3 separate regions of the Mus musculus genome follow, and regions 2 and 3 are each linked to region 1. The links are chromatin contacts, found by POLR2A ChIA-PET in ENCODE. All regions are on one chromosome and are shown on one strand. The core of a region is the stretch at or near the end of the contact, and the rest is flanking DNA. Distances in the headings are between cores, read along the strand shown. Region 1 holds the start of Tcp11l1 (t-complex 11 like 1). Region 2 holds the start of Qser1 (glutamine and serine rich 1). Region 3 holds the start of Cstf3 (cleavage stimulation factor, 3' pre-RNA, subunit 3).

What was found. ChIA-PET counts read pairs that join two places held with the same protein, here RNA polymerase II (POLR2A).
Region 2: POLR2A ChIA-PET joins it to region 1 with 12 read pairs in Patski. The contact joins the promoter of Qser1 here to the promoter of Tcp11l1 in region 1. POLR2A ChIA-PET finds 5 or more read pairs at or near these places in 2 of 5 experiments (Patski and embryonic stem cell).
Region 3: POLR2A ChIA-PET joins it to region 1 with 13 read pairs in embryonic stem cell. The contact joins the promoter of Cstf3 here to the promoter of Tcp11l1 in region 1. POLR2A ChIA-PET finds 5 or more read pairs at or near these places in 4 of 5 experiments (Patski and embryonic stem cell).

Annotation. Positions count from the first base shown.
Region 1 is chr2:104,710,733-104,714,367 of GRCm38, reverse strand. Tcp11l1 (t-complex 11 like 1) reads left to right here and starts at 2,206. Exons shown (of 10, transcript NM_177190.5): 1 at 2,206-2,392. It overlaps Gm6306 (predicted gene 6306), which reads right to left. Exons shown (of 1, transcript NR_166704.1): 1 at 1,465-3,635. Pin1rt1 (protein (peptidyl-prolyl cis/trans isomerase) NIMA-interacting 1, retrogene 1) reads left to right here. Exons shown (of 2, transcript NM_001033768.2): 2 at 1-442. The coding sequence ends at 62.
Region 2 is chr2:104,814,592-104,818,705 of GRCm38, reverse strand. Qser1 (glutamine and serine rich 1) reads left to right here and starts at 2,010. Exons shown (of 12, transcript NM_001123327.2): 1 at 2,010-2,106. 2310047K21Rik (a long non-coding RNA gene) reads right to left here and starts at 1,784. Exons shown (of 3, transcript XR_003953885.1): 1 at 204-1,784.
Region 3 is chr2:104,588,336-104,592,464 of GRCm38, reverse strand. It overlaps Cstf3 (cleavage stimulation factor, 3' pre-RNA, subunit 3), which reads right to left and starts at 1,981. Exons shown (of 21, transcript NM_145529.3): 1 at 1,763-1,981. The coding sequence starts at 1,789.

The DNA.
Region 1 (3,635 bases), core at 957-3,456:
GGGAGATGAGTGGGCCCGTGTTCACGGAGTCAGGCATCCATATCATCCTGCGCACAGAATGAGGGCAGGCACCTGGCCAGCCTGCTCCGGCTGCCACACAAGCCCATGGACGCTCTTCCTGCTGCTGTCACACAGTACTGTTCCTAAAGTGACTGGAAGGGGGACTGAGCATCCCGTTCCTTGTTTGCCCCCATTTGGGGGCTGTCCTAGCCAGGCTCCTGGGGGAATTGACTTCAGAAGGGCAATTGGGTTGGGGAGACCCCCAGGCTCAGGGGATCAGAGGTGACTTGATCCTCCAGGTCTCGGAGGCAGGCAGGAGGGCCTTTTTTCTTGTTAGTTATATGCTCCATTCCTCTGTTCAGTTGCAAAAAGCAGACACACAGCAACTCAGCCTCAAGATGCAATGCAGCACGCTATACACCTTCCATTAAAACTGGGACCGTTAAAAAATGTATAAATAAGTTCGTTAATAAAGCACTAAAAAGCAGTTAAATCATGTAGTGACATTTTTGAGAAATTCGGAATTTTAGTTTCTTTAAAATCACAAATACAGGGCTGGAGAGATGGCTCAGCAGTTAAGAGCACTGACTGCTCTTCCAAAGGACATGAGTTCAAATCCCAGCAACCACATGCATGGTTCACAACCATCTGTAATGAGATCTGATGCCCTCTTCTGGTGTGTCTGAAGACAGCTACAGTGTACCTATATAAAATAAGTAAATAAATCTTTAAAAACAAACAAGCCGGGCAGTGGTGGCGCACACCTTTAATCCCAGCACTTGGGAGGCAGAGGCAGGTGGATTTCTGAGTTCGATGCCAGCCTGGTCTACAAAGTGAGTTCCAGGACAGCCAGGGCTACACAGAGAAACCCTGTCTCCAAAAACCAAAAAAAGCCCAACAAAACCACAAATTTTAAAATGTGCTTTCATTTTAATCCCAGGTATAGGGATGGGGGAACTGCTTAGGACTGTCTGCAACAGCGGACAATGATTTGCCTCGAGCTCCAGCTCCGTTTTGCGAGCTGCAAATAGTTTCTATGATTGTGTGAGTTGGGAATTCTGGAAACTTTTCAGTGATATATAAACAGTAGGTGGGGCCCGGAGTTTACATATGCGGTTTGTTAGTAGTAGTGCTTAAAGAAAAAAAAAGAAAAAAAGAAAAAAGGAAAGAAATTAAATTCAGGGATCCCTTAGCCGGGCGTGGTGGTGCACGCCTTTAACCCCAGCACTTGGGAGACAGAGGCAGGTGGATTTCTGAGTTCGAGGCTAGCCTGGTCTACAGAGTGAGTTCCTGGACAGCCAGGACTATACAGAGAAACCCTGTCTCGAAAAACCAAATCAATCAATCAAGAATCCCTCTCCCACCCCCACCCCCTCTGTCCTCTGTCTCTCCCCTCTATGCTTATTTCTCTTCGGTCTAGTGTTAGAGGGGGAAGGAGTGGGGGAGGAGAATCTACAAAGTAGCAAAGATTCCTATCTTTTATTTAAGATAGAGACAGATGACAAAGTATTTCTGTTAGTGAAGTTAGCTATTATAGCGCCCCAGGCTTGGAGTGGGGTGATGTTTTTGTTGGCTTAATTTTTTTTTTCTTGTACAACAATGATCATGCCCGCCCCAACTTTATGGACCCAGGGACATGATATTTAGGGGAAATGATCTTCCTTTCTGGAACGCAACTTCTCCAAGGGCTGAGCTAGGGAACCGCTGCTCTCGCCTCTTTTCATATCAAGCTGAAGCCTCGGTCACCCAAACACTTCGAAGGGACCGCTCAAGCCAGGGCTCAGAATCCAAAAGGAGCCTGTGAGTGTGTGGGTGTCCAAAATGAAGGCAAGGGAGTGAGATTGGCCTGGTTGATGGAATATTCAGTTTTCAAAGTCCTGGCAGGGAAAGTAGCTTCTAAGGCGCCCTGCGCTTTACCACACTTTTAACTGCGCGCCATCGCCTCCGCTTTTGCCCAACCTCAACATGGCGCCTCCCTGTGCGGCCGGAGCGACTTCGAGCCGGGGGCCACCGCACTCCCTCGGCCGCCCCCCTCCCCGGGCCCGCATCAGCCTTTCCACACAAAAACGTAGTGAAGCTCAGCTCCGAGCGCCAGATTCCCGAGCCCCTTGGTGACAGCGGGAGAGCCGGCCGCCGGTCCGTACAGGAGCATGGCGCCGCCCACGCTGGGCAGGCGCATCCCGCCTCCCCCGCCCCGCACTGAGCGCGGCCGGCGCTGCCCACCGACGCGGGGCACAGAGGACGGCCCGCAGCTCGGGGAGAGCCAGGCGCCCCGGCGGGGGTCGAGGCCCAGGCGCCCAGGCCGGCGCGCATCGCTCCCCCCCTTTCGCGTCGCGGACCCCGCGGTACTCGCAGCCGGAGTGACCCTGGGTGGTCGCCGACGCCGCGGCAGGTGAGCGGGGCAGAGGCCGGCGGGCCGGCCCGGGATCCACCGGGCGAAAGCGCTCCGGTTTCTGGACCTCTCCCAGCCGGTCGGGTCCCGAGGATGCAGGGTGGAGCGAGGAGGAGAACAGGGATGGGTGAGGCCCACCCTCCAGGCCGGACTCCCCGGCGCGCCCCTGCCCTCGCCGACCGAAACAGCTGTTTACGACGAAATCTGAACGCGGTTCCCGGCGCCGGGGGTCAGAGATCTTTTCTTTTCGCTTGAAAGACCCTTTCTGGAGGATTCTTTTGTGTTCAGCTTGGGCCGGCGTGCAGCTCCGACAGATGCCGGTCCCCGTGCCAGGATCCTCCCCCTCGGTTTCCTGGTTAGGTACCATAGGGTTTTATGATTGTTGAGTGAATGAATGAGAGCAATTAAATAGCACCCCCCCCCCCATAATCCTACTACTCTTTAATTATAGCTGCCAGTGTGGAATGGTGGTGGTGTGGCAGTCTGTGGCCGCAGGGTACCCTTATGCAGGAAACCAGGAGGCACTTAACTGTAGAAAACTGAAGCCACAGTAAAGACACAGAATGAGACCTCAGTAGTGATGGGGGAATAGGACATTTTAAGAAAAATGGGCCACTTTTACTGAAGTTATTGTCACTTTTAAACCACAGGTTCAGTGCTACCCAAAACACCTTGAACAACCCCTCCTAACAGTGACATCACACAGATGACACAGGGTTTTATGTCTGTCAACAAATGAGTATCTGTTTGCCGGGCTTGGGGGCTTAGGGGTATACTAATAGAGCATTTATGGAGAATATGATTGATCTTGGCTCTTGAGAAGTTCAAAATCTAGACAAAGCTTTTCATTTCATTTTTAGAGTACAAATTAGCGCTTTCCCCACCAGACCCCCAATTCCTCTTTCCATCTTTGCTTACTGCCACTTTTCCATTTCAGGCACCACTGGCTTTTCTGCTGGAGGAATGAAAACCCCCCTCCTTTCACCCCTACCCCGACGTTATAACTTGGTGAAATTCTACTCCTTTCAAAGACAGGTCACATGTCATCTTTTCTGGGAAAGTTTTCTCAGCTTCCTCCTCTTCAGAATAGCAGCGTCATGCTAATTTGAGTTTCATTGTGGCTCCTTGCAAGCATGCCTGTCCGTCTCTGATTAGATTGTTTTCAGCTTCCTATCCCTATTGGAATAATCATATTTTGACTGGAATTAAAGGCAGTGATGGATGCCAGCTGTCTCACAATCAG
Region 2 (4,114 bases), core at 761-3,260, 100 kb before region 1:
AGTTGAGAAAATACTCGTATTGTTTTTGGGTTAAACAAAACTTTATTCAGGAAGATATATGGAAATAAGAATATTATTTCAAATTACTACAATTTTTCCTTAATGTCTTTTCTCTGATTTCTGTGGTATAAACAAACTGCATACTGTTGTAAAGACTATAAAGGTTTTACTGCCACTTGTTTGGATTTAATCTGTAAACTCACCCTTCAATACTGGTTGTATCTCCAACTAAATTCTATAAAACATTTACAGCATACCACTCCGTTTCCCACACGTTCCACAGAGACAAAAATTTAGTGCTCACAAAAGTACTTATAAATATATTAGCTAGTTGTGAAGACTTGCTTCATTTAGACTCCAGATCACCAGTCTGCTGGAAGTAAATGTTGTAGAGGGAGGAGGATATTTGCCGTACTTCTCAGCTGGATCTGAGATTTGGCAAATTCCTTCCTCAAGGAAAACCACTTTCCAAAGATATCCTAGGTAAATGCTTAATGAGATTAACATAAAACTGGAAAGGTCTACTGCGTCCACACCTTCGAATTCATTTGTAAATTACCACTACTTTCTTTTCTTCCCCACCGGGGGACCAGGCTGCAAGAGTCACAGGTGCAGAAGGTTTTTCACTAAAAACAGCATAGAAACAAAAGAATGAAGGCGCCAGGAGGAAAACATAGTCTCAGAACAAAATCAGTCTCGGAGGGGATGGCAGATCTAATGGCAGGTATTACAGAAGTTTAGATAGTCACCAGAGATAGAGAGTATCAGCTCTATTAGGTCTTCCGTTACGCCTGTCTGATTGGCTTAAACCTTTGTGCTAGTCTTTATCTTGAGAGATCTCTTTGCTAAGCACGTGATAGGTGTTAAGCCAATATTGATTTTTTTTAAAAGGAGAGATAGTCATTAAATCTAAGCTTCACGGTTAGTTTTAACTTTCAACTTATGGATCACAAGCCAAACGATTCATATGATCCCTGAATTTCATTACTCATAAGGAGAAACAGTTCGGGTAGGCACGACCTCAAAGTCATCAAATTACTCACACCACACAGCTTAGAAGTCCGATAAGGCAATGTTTGGGTAGAGTCTTGCAGAGATTAAACATCTTGAGCAGAGAGCCCCAACAAAGTGCATAGTGAGTTCGAATGTATTGTAATTAAAGTCATCCAGATGGTAGTTGGACTAATCAATGATGAGGCGGTATTTATCTTGGGATAGAAGATTCTGAACTCCAGAGTAAGAAAATCCCCAAGGTGGGGGGTGGGGACAGTTAATAAGTGCCCCTGGGAAAGGCCCATTCAGCTAGGGCTGCAAAATTCGTTTGAATTTGAATCAATTTGAATAGAAATCTCCCCCAGGAAGCAGGAACCAGATCCTCTAAGCCCAGCAAACTTTGGGCAGGAAGCGAGTACTGCAAAGCAACAGTCCCTTGTCTGTGGTTTGGGGCGCAGAGAAAGAAATCACAAGCGGGAATCGAGTGTTTGAGTTCCTTCAAAGAACCCGGGAGCGCAGAGTAACGAACTCCAGGCACAGTGCTGGCAAGCCCTCTCCTGTCCGCACCCATGCGGGTGCTCCGGCGCGTAGGCCTTCTCTTCACCGCTAGGGCGTCCACGGAGCAGCCCTCGTCCGGCCCGGCTCCCGAATCCGCAGCCAGCAGCGCGGGGCGCCGAGGGGGGCGGGGCGACGAGCGGGCGGAGGGCGCGGGAGGTGCATCCTGGGAAATCCAACAACATGGGGCGCCCGGGCTGCGGGCGCTGTGGCCGCCTCGCGTCCCGGCCGCAGGCGCCGCCGCTCTCCTGACGTCCGAGCCGAGGCCCGCCCGCCGCAGCCCGGTTCCCCCGCCCAGGCGCCCCCGCCCCCCGGCCGCGCCATGTGAGGGGCAGCTCCCGCCACCGCCTCTTCCTCCCCGCGCCTCCCGCCCGCCCCCGCCGCCTCAGCCCCCGCCATGGACGCGCACTACGCGCCCGCGGGCTTCGCTGAGCCTCCCGCGCCCCCCGCCAGCGCCGCCACGCAGCCCGCTGCCCCCGCCTGGGCCTACGAAGCCCGGGTCCCGGCCGCCGCCTCCAGCCCCAGCTGCAGCGGCAGCAGTCCCAGCCTCAAGGCCAGGTAGAGAGGGTGGGCGCGGGGTCTCACTGGGCCAGGAAAGGCCGCGGATGCGCCGGGGCCTGTGCCCGCCCCTCTCGGGGGCCCAGGCCGGGTGGGGAGCCTTCGAGGCGCCCTTCTTTGCTCCCGGGAGAGGCGGTGGACAACTCCTGGCGGGTGGTCCCGGCTGGGAGGGGGCGCATGGTGCAGGATTCGCTCCTGGGGCGGGTCGGGGCGTGGGGCAGAAAGGGAAGGTTGGGTGGGATGGAGGGGCGCAGTCACCTCTCGGTGCTGGACTCCCACATGGTAAAGTTTAAGCTCCGGGCTGACCTCGGTATCTGGGGAACCGGGACTGACTCCGCGGGGAGGCCTAAAGGGGCGCCGCGGAGTCCTGGGCAGTGACATTCCATTGTATTGGAATCTGGGTGGCCGACAATGTGGTGTTGGGGGCTTCGGCAGTGTGAAGGTGAGGGCGGTGGCAGGGCATGACGAGGAGCGGGGCCGTGTCGCTGACACTGGGGGTCCTGGGATGACTGGGCTGCAAGAGAACCCCCAGGGCGGGACACGAATGCAAAGCAGGGGCTGGGTGACATATGTTTATAGTGATGTAGTGTTCCACGCGTTCAAAGTTGCTTTTGGGTTTCCTCTGCTTTTAACAACGGCAGGAAGTCAAGATTCCCTCTTGGCTTTCAGTGTCTGGGGGTGACTGAGTTTTGGGAAGCGTTGAGGGCTGGTGGTCAAAGAAGGCTCTAGAGGTCGAAGACCCAAAGCATGCTTCTCCGTCTCCACTTCATTGTATAGTGCGGCTCTCCAGCATGGGCAGTAGACCCCAAAATGGGGACTCCTGTTTGCTATTTAAGCTCGCGAGAAATGTGTAGCAGTACTACACTTTGAAATGGTCACATTCGAATGATAACTGGAAGGCGTGGTCTGGCTTTGGGAGCGGGGTACTTTTTAAAAACCGCCTCCCCTAAACAATACTCGATCTAGTAGGTATAGCTTCTGACCCAAGAACAGGGAAATCCTGGCTGGTAATGACTTCATCCTCAGCTACCAACAGGAAGCCTTGTACCTATGTGATCTCACCAGGTTTCTAAACGATTTAAACGACACGAGTGAACTTTTTATTTCACTTTACACATTCTAATTACCTTTGTTTTTATGAAAGTGCCGCATTCATGATTTAGAATAGATGTGTAAAGAATTAACTAGTCTTTGTCTTAGATAGTCTCGGAGTTATTATGAAAGAAAGAAAAATAATAATGCTTCAATAAAAGAGTAATTATAAACCTCAGAAAAATCTTTTGTTTAAAAAGAGCCCGGATTTTTAAAAAGAAAGTGATTTTTCCAGTTTCGAGCTAACTGGAGACGCTGAGGTCTTACAGAAATAGCTATAGTGTCGTGTTATTGTAAATAAAACATTTTGAAGAATTTTTAGGAAGAATATTAGACCCTTCCTTGGTTATTTTTGGTGGTAGTTTATCATTTTACAGAGAACAGTTACATTATCTATATGACTTACAATTTTTTCTCTCCAGAGATCAGCAATGATGGGTAATGCGTAGCATTTCTTATATCTCAAATATTTTTTCTTTTTGGTAAATAACACTGAAATCCTGCCTAGTTATTGTCTGTTATTTGTTTGAGCAGAATACCTCTGAGGCAAAAAGCAAAAGCTGACTGGCCATATTTTCCAAATGTTATCAGTCTAACTCTGAATAACTACCTAAGCATGTTTGAAAACAAGTTTAAAAGATTTTTGTTATTGTTTTGGATGTTGCTGGTCCTTAGATCCACTCCCTAACCCCTTGCTTTAAAACATTTTGGAGGGGTGTGGTCAGCTAAATTATAGCGTAGATAATGCAGGCTTTTCCCCTCCCCCATAAAACCTGCTTTGTTAACATGTTGTGTTAGGATTAGGCCATCTGTACAGGGCTGCTCACACTTCTTAATTGTGCATTACTTTTCTTCAAGCCAGGCAAATGTCCTCTGATTTCAGTTATATCCAAAGTACTATAGCCGGACTGTGCCT
Region 3 (4,129 bases), core at 732-3,231, 120 kb after region 1:
TGAGTTTTCCCTTCAACTTTTGTTGTAAACTGCACAATAAAATTCAAAGGAGGAATGCCTGTTACAGATGCTGAAGCTGAAAGATTGCAATGAGTTCAAGACCTGCCTGAGTTGCACAGTACTCCTAGATTAAAAAAGAAAAAAAAAAGGCTAGATGTGCATGTACCATCTTTACTCCTAGCACTCAGCAAGGCAGAGGTTCAAAGCCAGACTGGTCTATGTAGCAAGTTCCATGCCAGCCAGGCCTACATAGGGGCAACTGTCAAAATAAAAGGGGTTTGGAGAATGGAGGTTTATAAAGTCTCATCACAGTTCTCATAGAAAACATCACACACTGTGTTACTAAGGCTTTTAACTCAGTGGTTGATTGCTTCCCTGCATGCATAAGGCCCGGGGTTCAACCTCTAGCTGGGGTGGAGCAGGATGACCCACAACAAAAACTAAAACCCGCATAGTTCTAAAACAAAAGCATGGCAAATTTTTGTCTTTACAAATTTATATAAAACAGTGAATTTCAGACACATCCAATGAAACCTCAACACCACTCCTTCACTTTCAGAAAATAAAAATGCCAGCCCGGTAAGAGTAGAGTAAAATAAACAGTTTTAGAAAAATAGTTCAAAGACACTGCATTCGTGGGCACCCTGACTTTAGATAAAATGCAAAAGCACTGCCAAGACTTGGAATTAAATTGGTCCTCAAGCGTTTCAGTCACCAAAGTAATTAAGTTCTAATTTGCCTACACTTCATTAACATACAGTCCTATTTTACCTCATCTGTCAACCTCCAATAATTTCTATTTTATTAGCTGGGGATTTGGGAAAAAGAAAAGAAATAAAAATACAAGCGTATTTCATTGCTATAGCAATAAGAAATTTAGGACTTTGTTTTCTTTTAAAACTAAATATACGTGGATCAAGATCAAAACACACACCTTTCAAAAACTCAGTTTTGTTTTTTACAGTAAAAGCCAAACACTAGCCTACAAAATTTAGGATATAAAAGAGCAAAAGAACCAAACATGGAGATGGACGCCTGGAGGCCAAGGAAGCAATCCTGTCAGAAGGTCCTGCCTAGTCAGGGCTACACTGTGAAAACCTATCCAAAACAAACAAACAGCCAAACAGCAAAAGGGTGAGATCTCCTATCTAAAAGTCCCATTTGTAAAATACTTATGTATCATTCATATCTAACCATCCAAACAGATGGTGCCTACAGTGACTAAAGCACATTTCGAGTTTTCAGTTTACCAAATTCTGCAATGTTTGCGTGGTCGTAAAAGCAAAAATAAAGTGTTCCTAAACGAGAGGGGAAGAAAGCGAATCCACAAAATTCCCCCAAAGCTCGGAAGAGCCGTGGCTCTTTTTACCTTCGCTCTCTCGGGGGCCGAATTTTCCAGACTGATTTCGTTATTTCTGGGGACAGAGGACTGGGGGGCAGACGAGGAAAACACTGCCAGCGCAGATACACGTTAGAACAATCTGGGACTACCGGAACACTAAAGTGGTATGAAATACACCGTCCCGACCGAAGAAACTGCAATGGCCAGGGCGAAGCGACGTCTCTGCCATTGTCTAAGTCCCATACTTATTCGTACGAACGCCACAGAGAAGCCCAAACCTGGGAGACTTCGGGGGATGCGCTCCCGATCCCCGGGCTCACTAGCTCTTCAGGGCCCTTGCTCACGCGAACGGGGTGCTCGCACCCACAGGGCTAGAGAGAGAAGAGGTCGCCACGAGGCCCCACCGCTCCCGTTCCTCACCTGCTCCGCGGCTGCGTCTCCTGACATGGCCTCGGGGGACTACAACGTACGCACCAGCCGGCAAAGGGAAGCTAGAAAAGGAAAATTAAACTAAAGGCAAACCCCACCAAAACCAGGAACACTACCCCTGTCCCTCAGAGCCAAAGCCGCCGCCAAATCCGCTGCCGCCGCCGCCGCCGCCGCCGCCCACTCAGATTTGAATTAAAATGGCTGCGCCCCAGCCGGCAGAGGGGGTGTGAGGCGCTTCCGTATTCACTTCCGGGACAGTGGGCGGGGCTGAGGCTTAACTCCCGGATTATTGGAGGTGCACAAGCGCAGAGCGCTCCCAGAGGGCGGGCTCAGTGCGTGAGCTAACGTCACGCCCGGAACTGATGACGCCGCTGTCCAGATTTCCGAGGCCGGCCGGAAAGATCCACCCGATTGGCCTGGGAGCTCCCGCGCTTCTTGGAATTTCACGACTGAGTTGCAGAGCCGAGCTCCTCCCTGCTGAAGCCTGACTGCCAATCCGCTCTGTACAGGCAAACTGACCATTTTAGGGAATAGCGTTGAGAGTTAGTGAATACCTCTCGTGTTTCGGGAATAAGGAGTCTACTAACGCGTTCTGTACGTTTTCTTTTCTTGGGGAGGAGAGGAACACATCAAGTCTGTTTTTTGTTTTTTTGTTTTTTTGTTTTTTTGTTTTTTGTTTTTTTTTTTTTACTTTTGCTGTCACCGTTCACTATTAGACCGGGGATTTTAGTTTAGCGTCTCACCACGATCTCTTATCTGCAAAATTGCGTTGATAGTGGCGAAGGAATGTTGCTTTGCATCCAGACTTCTCACCTACTATAGAGGAGTAGACTGGGCAATTTGCATTATCTGCGTCTCTGTTTCCTTGCCTAAAGATAGGAATAGCAACAGCAGCTAAGATTTAACTTAAAAGGTAAAAGCTCTTATTTGGCTTACGAGTAACCAGGAGGTTATTGAGCGGTGGTGGCACAAGTCTTTAATCACAGTACTCGGGAGACAGAGGCTGGATGGATCTCTGAGGGCAGCCTGGTGTGTAGAGCCCACGGACGAGGGCCATACAATGAGATGCATATATCTTTTTAAGCAAATAGATGCATGAATCAAATGTACATATATTGAGTCACTGCAACATTTGATAATGGAGTCTGAATATTTCAGAAGTCTCCCTCAATGGGGCGTTACTCTTTTAAACTGTTGCTGATGTGACTGACTTAGAAAAATATCCACAATGAGCCAGGATGGTTCAAAGAGTGGAGGTGCTTGCCGTGATGGCCAAAAAACTTGAGTTTGATCCTGGCATCCAATGAGTTGACAGGATAGAACCGACTCCAGGAAGTTATTCCTTGACCTCCACACATGCACTATGGCTTGCAAACTCCTGCACTTACAAACACACAGGCACTCACAAGATAAATATATAAATCTAAAAATAGCCACAAAATTAAGCCAGAAATATAAAATAGCTTATGTGTATATATGTGTGCATGTGTGTGTGCACGCCTATGCGTGCGTGTATTCATCAAAACATTTAAAGAGGTTATTGTTAATGTCACAGATGCAAGGAGAAAGACCACCAACCCAAATCATGATCAAGTTAATTAAAGCAAGACTTTTTTTTTTTTTTTTTTTTTTCATGCACACAGGCTGTCTCTAAGGTCTGGGTCCAAGAGATCAGCCTTGGATGTGGGGAAGATACAGGTGTTTATAGTTCAAGAGTAGAGAGTTGTCAAATGGAAGATTTTGCAGGCAAATAAGAGAGGCTACGAAGCAGAACATAACAAGCTGGTCATAACCTGAAACAAAGTCATGGCTGCCAGGTGATAATAACAAGGTGGTCAAAAGAAGGTGATCATAACAGCAGGTGAGCACAATACACTTCTGAAACAAAGGTGCGGTTGCCAGGTGATCAGAACTAACCCCTGAAACAAAGGTGCGGTTGCCAGGTGATCAGAACTACCCCCTGAAACAAAGGTGCGGTTGCCATTTCCTGGAATAGGCCATATAAAACCATTAGTAGTTAAAATAATAGGTGAGGCATAGCCCAATCCGTGAGAAACAAAGATCCAATCTTAAACAGGAATGGCTTGTCTTTATTATAAGATGGCTTTCAAGTCTAAAATGGAGGCAGGCTGGTTTATGCTATCTCTAGGTTTTATGTTACATGTTGGGGGTGTTGTCTTTTTGTTGTTTCGGTTTTTGATTTTTTTTTTCTTGTTGTTGTTTTGTTTTTGTTTTGAGACAGAGTTCAACCTATGTAGTCCATGCTGGCCTCAAGCTCACTGAGATCTATTTATTTGCCTCTGCTTCATGAGTGCTGGGACTAAAGGCATGTGCCTCCACCACCCATCAGGTTTTGTC